Linked DNA regions of Homo sapiens: region 2 is linked to region 1. A link is an interaction called in ENCODE POLR2A ChIA-PET data of the cell type or tissue named here. Cell type or tissue: A673. All regions are shown on one strand. Links, peaks and the distances in the headings refer to the core of each region. The heading gives the core; the rest is flanking DNA.

Region 1 (5,374 bases), core at 261-5,260:
TCAGTAGGATATGGATGTGTCCAAGATGTTTGGGGATGGAGGAGGAGGAAGGACTAGCTCAGGGAAGGTGCAAGATACATCAGGAGTGAACACTCTACAAAGGACTTTCCCTTGAACTGAGTCTTAATCATGGAGACAACATCCCTGTTTATCCTGAGAGCCTCTGCTTCCCCAGTATCTCCCACCTGTGGATTCTATTGAGGTAGGAAGAAAACAGGAAGAGGAAGAGCAATGAGCTTCTAAGCTAGAACTAATTAACATTCCCCCAGTTCCCACTCCTTTCTTCTCTTTCTTCCAAAAACACTGTATTTATTAAGCACTTACTGGGAGCTGGGGGATGAATATATAAAGAAAGAGAACCCAATACCTGCTCTCAAGGTCTCACCTCCAAGCCAGGAGTAGGTATAGCCATGACTTGTACTGTCAATCAGCAAGAGAGGAATGGGCTTTAACAACTCAAATGGAGTGCTCTGCAAGCCTGGGGGGTGAGGAGGTGTCTGAGCCAGTATTGAGGAATGGATGTCGTAGGATGCGAGAGACAGAGAAGGCCAGGAGGAAGCCCTTAGAGGCAGAAGGAATGGAAATAAAGGTGGCTGCTGGAAAGATCTTATGAGGAGTGAGAAGCTTAACCCATGTATGGAGAGCCCAAGGTTGTGGGAAACAAGACTGGTGACAATTTATGGCCAGCTTTGGGGTCAAGGAAAAGATTTTGAACAAATGTTTGCTAGGGTATGATTGATCCCTGAAGTGGCATTTCTCATTGCTGTGTTCAAGAACATTCGTCTAAAGTGTCGAGGAGGGAGGCCTTTCTCATTCTCAACACGGTCTCAGACCCCATGACTGATGCCCTTTAACCACAGCCAGTGTCTTGTGCTTGGATGGTTGTAGTAGTCTATTCAGTGGTCCTCCCGTTTTCAACTGGATCCTGCCACAGCCCCTCTTTCTCCTCACAGCAGTCAGAGTGATTATTTTAACCCATAAATCAGATCACTTCCCTTCCCTCCCCCAGGTTTGATGAAAATCACGGCACTTGAAAATGATAGCGGAGACACCAGAATTTCTAGAAGCAATCTCAGAACACAAGCCAGGCTGGTCCCCCATGATTGCAGGTTCCTCATTCCTCATCCATTTATTTGGCCCATGACACTGTCTTGTCTTCTCCTTTCCCCAGGTCAAGGCTTCAGGGTGTCTCCTAGCAGAGCTGGTCCTCAGGAGAGAATCTACAGGGGCCCAGGACATGGTTCTGGGGGTCCCCCCACTACAGTGTGTAGCTCAGTGTCCAAACTTATGGGAGGCAGCATGCAAACTGAATCTGGTCTGCAAAGGGATTTCTTTGGCTGCCATTGTTTTAAAACTTGGGAAAATCTGTGTGAAATCTGGATTCCTATCTTCTCTTGAAAAATGAAAAAATGTAGTCACATAGGATCTGCATTCCCACATGGAAATGTTTGCAGGAATCTCAATAATTGGCTCCTTTAGCTGGGGCCGTGCTTTCCAGTTTGCCACAGTGCCCACCACTTCTCATTGTTTCCTACCTATCCCACTTCTATCCCATTCTTTTTTTTTTTTTTCTTTTTTTTTGAGATGGAGTCTCGCACTGTCACCTGGGCTAGATTGCAGTGGCGCGATCTTGGCTCACTGCAACCTCCGCCTCCCAGGTTCAAGTGATTCTCCTGCCTCAGCCTCCCGAGTAGCTGGGATTACAGGCGCCTGCCACCAGGCCCAGCTAATTTTTTGTATTTTTAGTAGAGATGGGGTTTCACCATGTTGGCCAGGCTGGTCTCGAACTCCTGACCTCGTGATTCACCCGCCTCAGCCTCCCAAAGTGTTGGGATTACAGGCGTGAGCCACCGTACCCGGCCCCCACTTCTATCCCGTTCTATGCCTAGCCCTTGTAGGCACTGTAAACCCTAAGCTTCACAGTTTCTAACATCTCTTTCAGCCCACCGTGTTATTTTTAGCCTACAGTAAATTTTAATCAAGATGGCAGCACTTGGAGAGTTTGCTTTGAAGTCTCACCTGTGGTGGATGGAAGGGTGTTAAAGAAGTTTTGGGAGGCAGAAAATTGGTTGGAGGAAAACCATGTGAGAGAATGAACACTCTCCTGTGGACCTGGAAATCTCACCAGGTTGGACACCCTTGTTTGACTAATGGGGAGGCCCCACTGGTTCCTAGGAGATTACACCTGGCAAATCTCAAGTGTAGTTGCAAGTAGACTCTGGGTACTAAGACAGCAGGCACCGTATTGTGTCTGGTACAGAGTAGGCCATCATTAATCTGTTGTGTGATGGATGGATGGATGGATGGATGGATGGATGGATGGATGAATGGATAAATAGAAGGATGGGCCAGACAAGAAAGAACTGCTCTGGGAGAGGTCATTTTGGGACTTCTCCAGATGCAGACAGCCTGGATAATTGACGCTTCTTTCCCTCAGCTTCTAACTGTGTGATTTAGAAGTCTGGCCTGCAGCCAAAACAGCACAACTGTTACACATTCCATAGATAAATCAACTCCCTGATGGTTTGAAACTAAGGGGACCTACAGAATGTTAGCCCATAATATATGAGCTAGCACGCCCACTTAGTTCTCAGAGGGATGGCAGGGTGGCCGGCCTGTTTCAGGAACAGCAGGAAGATGCCTTGCATCCTTGCAGTCTGACTGTTTTCATGTCACTGCCAGGCTGGGACATATCTAGGGGATGGACTGGTAGGCAGCCACCCTAAGAGGAACCTTGAAAGAAACCCTGGACACAGGGCTTGTCTTTGCAAAATTCTGCCAGCCAGCATTGCAACAAACAGAAGGAGCACATGTGTGCTCAGAGCACACCTGGGCCAGCCATGCCCCTCTGCATGGGCTGGCCTCCTCTTCCCTCCCTCTCCCCTGGTCACCTGTCCAGTGTCCCCAGTTCTTTTGGCTTCTGTGGACTTGTTTTCATCTGGCCCCCATGCTAGAGAACACAGCCCACAAATGCAGCTTAGTCTATGAACCCCAGGAAAGGTGAGAAGGAAGGAGAGAGGAAAAAACAGAGCAGTGCTAGGTGGAGCAGTCAGCTTGCCCAAAGTCACACAGCAGCTACGTAGTGGAGCCTGGGTCTCTCCAACTCTAGGGCTCAGGCTGTTTGATGAATAGACACCAAAGAGTTGGCAGTGGGCAAGATGCTTTCACCCCGAGGTTTGGGTCTATCCCAGATAGAGCTCTGAGAAATCTACTGGGGCAGGATGATCAGCTTATTCCACCTTGCTCAGGCCTTTCCTGGTTTTTGCCCTGGAAGTCCCATGTCTCAGGAAACCCCACATGACTGGGCGGATGTAGCCTGGTCGGCCATTGTCATCAGGAGGTAGGTCATCCTCAGGCTCGTGGTCCTGTTTGGCTGTACTGTGATGGGCAGTTTGAACAATATTAATGGCTGGCTCCCGACTCCAGACATTTTGATGTAATTGGTCCAGGATTCAACCTGGGAACTGAATTTTAAAAGCTTCCCAGGCGATTCTAATGCACAGCCAACATTGAGAACTGCTCCACCTGAGGAATCGAGCCTGGCACTGTCACCGGGTTAACCCATCACCTGGGTAGCTTTGTCCATGTCCCTCCAACAATTTCCTTCCAAAATAAGCAGAAACTCCTCAGCCTGGCAGCCAAGAGCTTTCCCCTGATGGCTCCAGCCTAATTTTAAAGCCCTATCTTTCCTCAGTTCTGTTATGTTTTCACTCTATTCCAGATAAACTCCCTGTTATTTTGGGGAATTAACCCTAGGAGTTCTAATGCAAGAGGTCCCTAGACTTGGTGCAACTGTTTTCACAATCCCTTTCTGAGGCTCCCTGTTCACTGGAAGTTCTGTGGGTGTGCAGAGGTGCACTGCGGAGGACATTCACTTTTAGCTAATATAATAGCACATTACACCTCTGAGCACCCTAGGTGATAAGTAACAAACAATTCAGAAAACAGAGACCAGGGAATGGAGGGCTAGGTTCGGGCAGCAAGCCACATGTGGGAAGAGGTCTGGGCCAAGGACATTAACAGCAGAGGAGAGCTGGGGCAGATGAGAGTCTTTAAGGCAGGGGATGCTAATGAAATAGGAAGAGAGTGGCAGGGATGAGGGGGCTATCAGGGAAGCTGGGGTGGGGAGGAAAACCCTCTGCTCCTATCCCTGTTTGGCTCTGCCTGAGATAAGTCCCTGAGTCCTGCTGAGCATATGGACTGGGAGCCTGCTGGGAAGACACAGAAGCCCCCTGCTAAGCCACAGTCTCAAATAACAATGTGAATGAGGACTGCCTTATGCTTGCAGAGCCTGACTTAATTGGTATTTCTCCTAATTATCAGATTTAATCACCACCTCTCCAGTGAAATAATTTTTGACTCAAATGAGAGATTAGTATAAAGAAAGAACAAGTCAAAAAAAAAATAGAAGGGAGAACAGAATTTAGTTAGAGTTTTCATTTTAAAATGACTTTGTGCGTGTACAAATTGTACACAAAACATTTCCTTTTCCATTCTATCCATCCGACAGGAGTCAAAATGCCAGGGTTTCCAAGGAGACCCCTACCCTTGTCAGCTCTGTAGAGTTGGAAGAGAAGCCCAGGGGCTCTGAGGTTGCTGAGGCTGGGAATCCCCAAATGGCTCTCGTTCTTTGATGCCTTGTATACGGTACCCCTTGGGCCTGGCAACTCTGCTGAAGGGTCCAGAGGAGACTCACAAAGGTTTTGGTAGATGGTGTGTGTATGTGTGTGTGTGTGTGCGCGCGCACGCGTGTATCCACATGGTACCAAAAAACAAGTAGGAGTTGCATTATTGGCCTGGCACAGTGGCTCATGCCTGTAATCCCAGAGCTTTGGGAGGTCGAGGTGGGCGGATTACTTGACATCAGGAGTTCGAGACCAGCCTGACCAACATAATGAAACCCTGTCTCTACTAAAAATACAAAAATTAGCTGAGCGTGGTGGCATGCACCTGTAATCCCAGCTACTCCAGAGACTGAGGCAGGAGAATTGCTTGAACTCCGTGGTGGATACTGCAGTGAGCTGAGATGGCACCACTGCACTCCAGCCTGGGTGACAGAGCGAGACTCTGTCTCAAACAGAAAAAAAGAAAAGAAAAAAAAAGGAGTTGCATTATTTCCTTTTAGGAGTCCTATTTGGCTAAGTGGTCACAGTTGTCAGGAGGTGGTCCTGCTATATAAATGAGGGAGGTCCTCTGGACTCACAGCAATCATTAGCCAAAACATTAGCCAGAACATTCCTTATCTCCATGGAAAAGTTGGATAAATGTTAGTGTTGAGGCGATCAGGGAATGGTTCCCCACCTGCAAGAAGACACCTAGTGACAAATGGCCAATCTCCAAGTTCCCTTGCTACTGACGCTGAGATTCTGTGATC
Region 2 (5,374 bases), core at 98-5,097, 240 kb after region 1:
AAGCATAGGCAGAAGAGGAGAGTCTTAGAGGACTGGTGCAGTTATGCCAAACTGGCAACACTCTTGGTGTGGTGGGGGAGCCACACAGCACAGCTGTGGCCGTGGGTCATCCTGGAAGGGACCATCCACGCCCCATATTTCCCACTCCGGCTTAAGGATGGAAATCCATATGACCACACACCCGTTTCTGCTGAACCCTGAACTTGGACTTTGACAGCCAAAGGCAAAGAGAGCCTGTTCCTTCCCGTCAGGTCACCATGGATTTGCTTCCACTAGCCTGCAAAGAAGTATCCAGATGAAGCCCCGCTGCAAATGAAGGTATTCACAGCTTGAGCAAAAGAAATCAGGAGTCAAATGGGGCACAGAAGGGCAAACAGATCAAACTGGCCAGGGCAACACGTTCTGTAAAAGATTCAGTTATTTATTCTTTCTCCCTCCCTCTCTTTTTCTTTCTTCCTTTTCTTTCCTTCTTTCCTCCCTCCTCCCTTCATTTTTCTCTTCCTTCTTTAAAACAATTAGAAACATTATTGTCATTTCCCTACTCAAGGATCTTCACACTAATGCAAATATCAGAAGGGCAGGGTACACAAAAAAGACCACTTTAATTTCTACTGACTTTAACTCATGTATTCAGCCTGTCATTCAGTTATATTTCTTAAGCACCTACTCTGTGCCAGGCACTACTCTGGGCACTAGAATACAGGTGTAAACAAAACAGGCAAACACTCCTGTCCTGTTGACATAGTGGTATGGGAGATGGATCCCTGCCACAAAGCAAAGCTGCTGTGTAGGGCTGCAGACCAAAGAACTTCCCAGAAGAAACCAGATCTTTAAGTTGCATCTGAATTACTGAGATCCACATGTTGCTCTTAGAAATCTCCTTTGGGGTTTTACCATAGAATTATAACCCCATTTCTGGGTGGACAGCCTCTGCCCCAGTGTGAAGTTGAACCCACGTCCCATGAGGACAGACTCTTAACTAGGAGTGCCTATTTATTAGGGAGAAGGGAAGACTGAATGTGGGCCTTGAATGCCATCTTCAAACAGATGTTTTGCCATCCTGCAAAAGAAAGGATACACTCCTTCTGAGTTACTCCAGGAAGTGGATCTCAGGCCAAAGAAGTAATTTTGGCTCCCCATGAGAATCAACTAGAATTGCATCCTAACAATAGACCAACTGCCTCCAGAGGTAGGGGCAGCCCTGCCCTAGACGCATGGATGGCCACTTGCTGTGCATGAGAGGAGGGGCAGGTGGTGCCAAAAGAGAGAGTCACTAAAATGCCTCATAAGTCCTCTTCTACCAAGAGATCCTATGAGTCGAAGATGCTAAAAGCAGCATCCTCACAAGGCCACTTGCAGACAACATTCTTATCTGAGTGGCGTATGCAAGGAAAATACATCTCCTCCCACATCCCAGAGCTGTTGAACCTGTAAGTATAGATGTGGACTGTGTCAGCATGTATCTTTCAGGTGTGCTGAGGGCAGAATGGGCCAAAGAAGAACACACTTCCACAACACTACAGCTCACATCCCACAGCAGAGGGGCCAAGGGACTCACCCAAGGTCATCAAGACAGAAAGTGACAGAGTTGGGATTACTCTGTCTTGTAGCTCAGCTCCCAGGAAATGCTCTAAGGCAGGGAAAGATGGATGACAACCTCCAAAGGTGAAAGAAGGCTTTGCTAGATGTCCCTTGAGAGCCACATAAGCAGACTAAGAGAAGCAAGTCAAAGTTCTTTTCTATAAGGAGCAGGGCTGCTGGCTAAGGGCCTCCTACCACTTCCTACAGTAGGTGTGATGCTGTCTCCTCAATCCAAACAGTGGTGTTGGGAATGGTGATTCACAAGCAAGAGTCCTTAGGCCACTGAGAGAGAACCACAGAGAGAGCCAAGGCAGGGCTCGAAGTCCGGACAAGTTTTCCAAAGTCTGCCTCCAGATCCATAACCTCTCAGGCCCAGCTGGTTATGACTGTGGCAAGAAGCAGAAAAGCGAGCACAAGGATGTGGCGAAGTTTATAACATGAATTCTCAAAGCCGAAAGAGAGAGAGTTGGATTCTAAAAACTCAAGGAAATAGAAAAAGAAAAGAAACAAGAAGAGGGAAAATTAGCAGGAACCCCCAGAGGGAATTGCAAAGGAGATTTGAAGCAGCTTCCAGTCAAGCATCACCAATTCAGTAGAAATAAGGGCAGGCTAATCCCTATCAACGAAACAGACATAAAAATTCCAAAACACTTTAAAGGAAATGCATTTTTACTGCTTCCCGGGCCAATGCAGGATTTCAAACTCAACTAAAAAAATAAAATAAAATTGATCTTCGAAGAGCTACTTCAATGAATAGATAAGAATGATTTGGAATTAACATGCCAACTGTCTACTAAGAGCCCGCCTGTAAACAATCTAACCTTCTCCATGGTGTATGTCCCCTGTGAAATCTCTGCAGTCTTGTTTGAGCTATTAATCTGTTCATCACAGATTTTTATCAGACAAAGAAAAAAAAAAAAAAACTTTGCCCAGGTCCAATTTGGATAAATTTTGAATTAGTGGCATCTAAATCGATGCGGCTTAATGAAGTTGTGGCAGGACAAGTTCAGGAAGGCAAGTCGGACAGAGAGGGGAGAAGGAACACAGCTCGACAGAACTGAACAGGAATCAAAACAAGGACAGATGGAGAAGACACAGCAGTGGACAGAACACCGAAAGTGACACGAAGAAACATTTTAATGATGTGACTTAAAAGCAAGGGAGAGGTGTAAGAGATCCTCGGCTCAAAAGCCCGATATATTCTTCTTCGCGAATGCTTGAGGCTGGGTAAGAAGCTGGCTGTTGATTATCTGAGCACTGAAACGCATTGATATTTCCCATTGCATAAATAGTCTCCCAAGACTATGGGACACCATTCCTGGGAAACTTCAGGCAAGTTTCTCAAGATGCAGCAAAAAGTCAGAAACAGCTAACTATGAGTCCAACAGGGAAGGTGGAATCCAGATTCTTCCCCAAGTTCTGGAGCAGCCTCAGCTTTTGAGCCAGCCACATGCCCTGTCGCTGCAGGGAGATGGATTAAGAGGAGTCTCACCTTCAGTCAAAGCCGTCCAACAGCAGTGACTAAGGTCAGAATTCCCTAGTGATTGTATCTGAGCCTGATCCTAGGACTGAGTGGGGAAAACTCCCCTGGCGACTCCCTTCTTTGCTCCTATGGTGTTTGGCCACCAACCTGCCTGACTCCTAGCAAAGATCCATATTCTCAGGACCTTAGAAAGGAGTGGATGGATGGGCTCTTGAAGGGACTCTCAGATGCCACTTCAAATTAACAGCCACCCCCTCCCTCCGCCAAGCCTTTCAGAATTCATATTCCTCCCACTGAAACAGCAAGGGCGAAGGAAGAGAGAAGTGGCTGTTTGGGTGGAAAACACGCTTCCCAGAAGAGGACATTTGGCTAAGGGAACAACGAATATGTCCAGAGGACAGATGTCCTGAGTAATGAGACTTTAATGCCGAAGCTAATGGGAACAGTACACGAGACCAAATGCCAAAAAAGCAAGGAATAATGAGAGTGTTTGCGAAGACTGCAGAAAGCAGCGACTCTTCTCCCAAACACTGGGGAATGGGGCCAAGGTTCTAGCCGCCCAGAGGTCTCACTGGGGCTCCTGCGTCCGTGGGTCTGGAGAGAGGGACAGGGGCTTTCGGCAAGGAGGGGTCCAAGTGTTCTCTTGCTCTTCTAACAAGGAGTAGGCATGAGTCAAGCAGGGACAAGAAGGATGAAAACAGGGAGCGGGAACGCTGGGTTCCTGCGGAAGACTAGTGAGATACATTTTCACACACCCTCAGGCAGAGGTGAGTTTCCTGCTCAGGTGCCCCTGGCAAGAGCTGCACACCAGGGAATGTGAGTTCAGCTGCTGCTCACCGCCCTGTGACAACCGGACCTTGAGGCGTGTGGCAGGTTGGGAGCTGGAGAGTAAAACACAGGCTATTAAGAGTGTCCCAGGATTCCTTCCTTTCCACGTGCCCCTCAGGACAGGGGACTTGAGAGAACCGGAAACAGAGAATCACAGGGAAAGCGTGAGTCATTACGAAGCACAGCCACCAGGGTACAAACAGGGAAGGAATAAAACCAGAACAGGGAACAGCAGAAGCAAGCTGGCTAAAGTGCTGTGTCTTGCATGCACGATGCTAGATGTTAGACATGGGGCAGGGTGGGAGAGTTGTGATAAATGGAGCTGTTTGTGAGCTCTACATCTCAGTAATTAAAACTAGAAATATCCCTAGGTCCATACCGCCTCCCAAATCGCCTCTTTTCTCTCCTGTGCCCCTCACCCAAGCTCCCGTCACTGCTCTCCACTGACTCATGCAGAATTGCCCAGGGGTTCTTTCAATATTGTCAAGTTTTTTTTTTTTCTCAATTAAAATCAGGGTGTTTTGTTTTGTTTAATATTTTCTTTGCATTGCCTTTGCTATCCTCAGCCAATATCATATATTCCTGAAAGAGAGCTCTTTCACTGCCCTGAGGATCTTGCTGCCTGCATGCAATCTAAATGGGGGCCGCCGTTCTGGTTCCACAGAGCCCTCATAGGTAGGTCACTTATCTTCCCAGTCTTTCACTATGATAACCAGTCCCAGGGCATGGGAAGGTAGGTCTTTGCTTTCTTAAGTAATCTGAGTATCACTGACTCCATTACATTCAGGAAGGTGAGACCCAACTGTTCTACTGGACTTGAGAGAGAGAAGGGCACCAGCAATGTACTAGCTGTGTGACCTTGGGCAAGTTACTAAGCCTCTCTGAATCGGTTTCCTCATCTACAACATGGGCCCCTACACTCAGACGGGATGATGGGAGGATGCAGCGAGATAATGCAGGTTAGGTGCAAGCTGGATGCTGGTACAGAGTAAGCCCTCGAGACCCGGCACTCTTATGAGTATCTCTCTACCATCCTCTCCACTTCCTTGAGTCTTCATCTCACCGAGATCTCCAGTTCTCTCCAACTCTGGCTTGTGGGCTTGCATGAGTGATGGGGTTGTGTAAGCTCCTGGGACACAGAGCTCCCACTGTCCTGACACGTGAGCAGAGTTAAGAGGGACTCCCCAGGCTCACAGCAAGACTGACTCCTCCAGAATGCCCAACAATGGCCTTTAGAGGGTCATCAGGACCAGAGGCTCTGCCCCGGCCTATGCATGGGGGCAGTACAAATGCCCAGCCCTTTACCAACCCCTAAATCCTGACTGAGATGAAGGAATGCCATTCTACCCAGGTAGCACAGCCATGGCTTCCCTGCCTGCAGACACTGAGTCTGGTAACCCTTGTCACCTGCCTTTACACTCAGCCTGCCCCACCCTCGCTCCATTTCGGTGATCAATTCATCCACTGAATGGACATTTGGGG

Evidence for each region. ChIA-PET counts read pairs that join two places held together with the same protein. Peaks named below come from ENCODE experiments on the same cell type or tissue, not always from the same donor. Only the 100,000 strongest peaks of a DNase experiment are listed, where the experiment ranks them.
Region 2: POLR2A ChIA-PET joins it to region 1 with 5 read pairs; 1 of 35 experiments calls an interaction of 5 or more read pairs at or near these places.

What each region holds. Positions count from the first base shown.
Region 1 is chr17:11,492,946-11,498,319 of GRCh38, reverse strand. The region is part of intron 3 of SHISA6 (shisa family member 6); the gene reads right to left. Among named protein-coding and RNA genes, the nearest start is that of DNAH9, 100 kb to the left of the region's middle. RefSeq lists an enhancer at 3,957-4,494. In A673, for the core only: no CTCF peak of the experiment used is centred there; DNase peaks (open chromatin) are centred at 2,519 and 4,199; H3K27ac peaks cover 3,127 bases.
Region 2 is chr17:11,250,442-11,255,815 of GRCh38, reverse strand. All of the region lies in intron 1 of SHISA6 (shisa family member 6), which reads right to left. Among named protein-coding and RNA genes, the nearest start is that of SHISA6, 12 kb to the right of the region's middle. In A673, for the core only: no CTCF peak of the experiment used is centred there; no DNase peak of the experiment used is centred there; H3K27ac peaks cover 1,748 bases.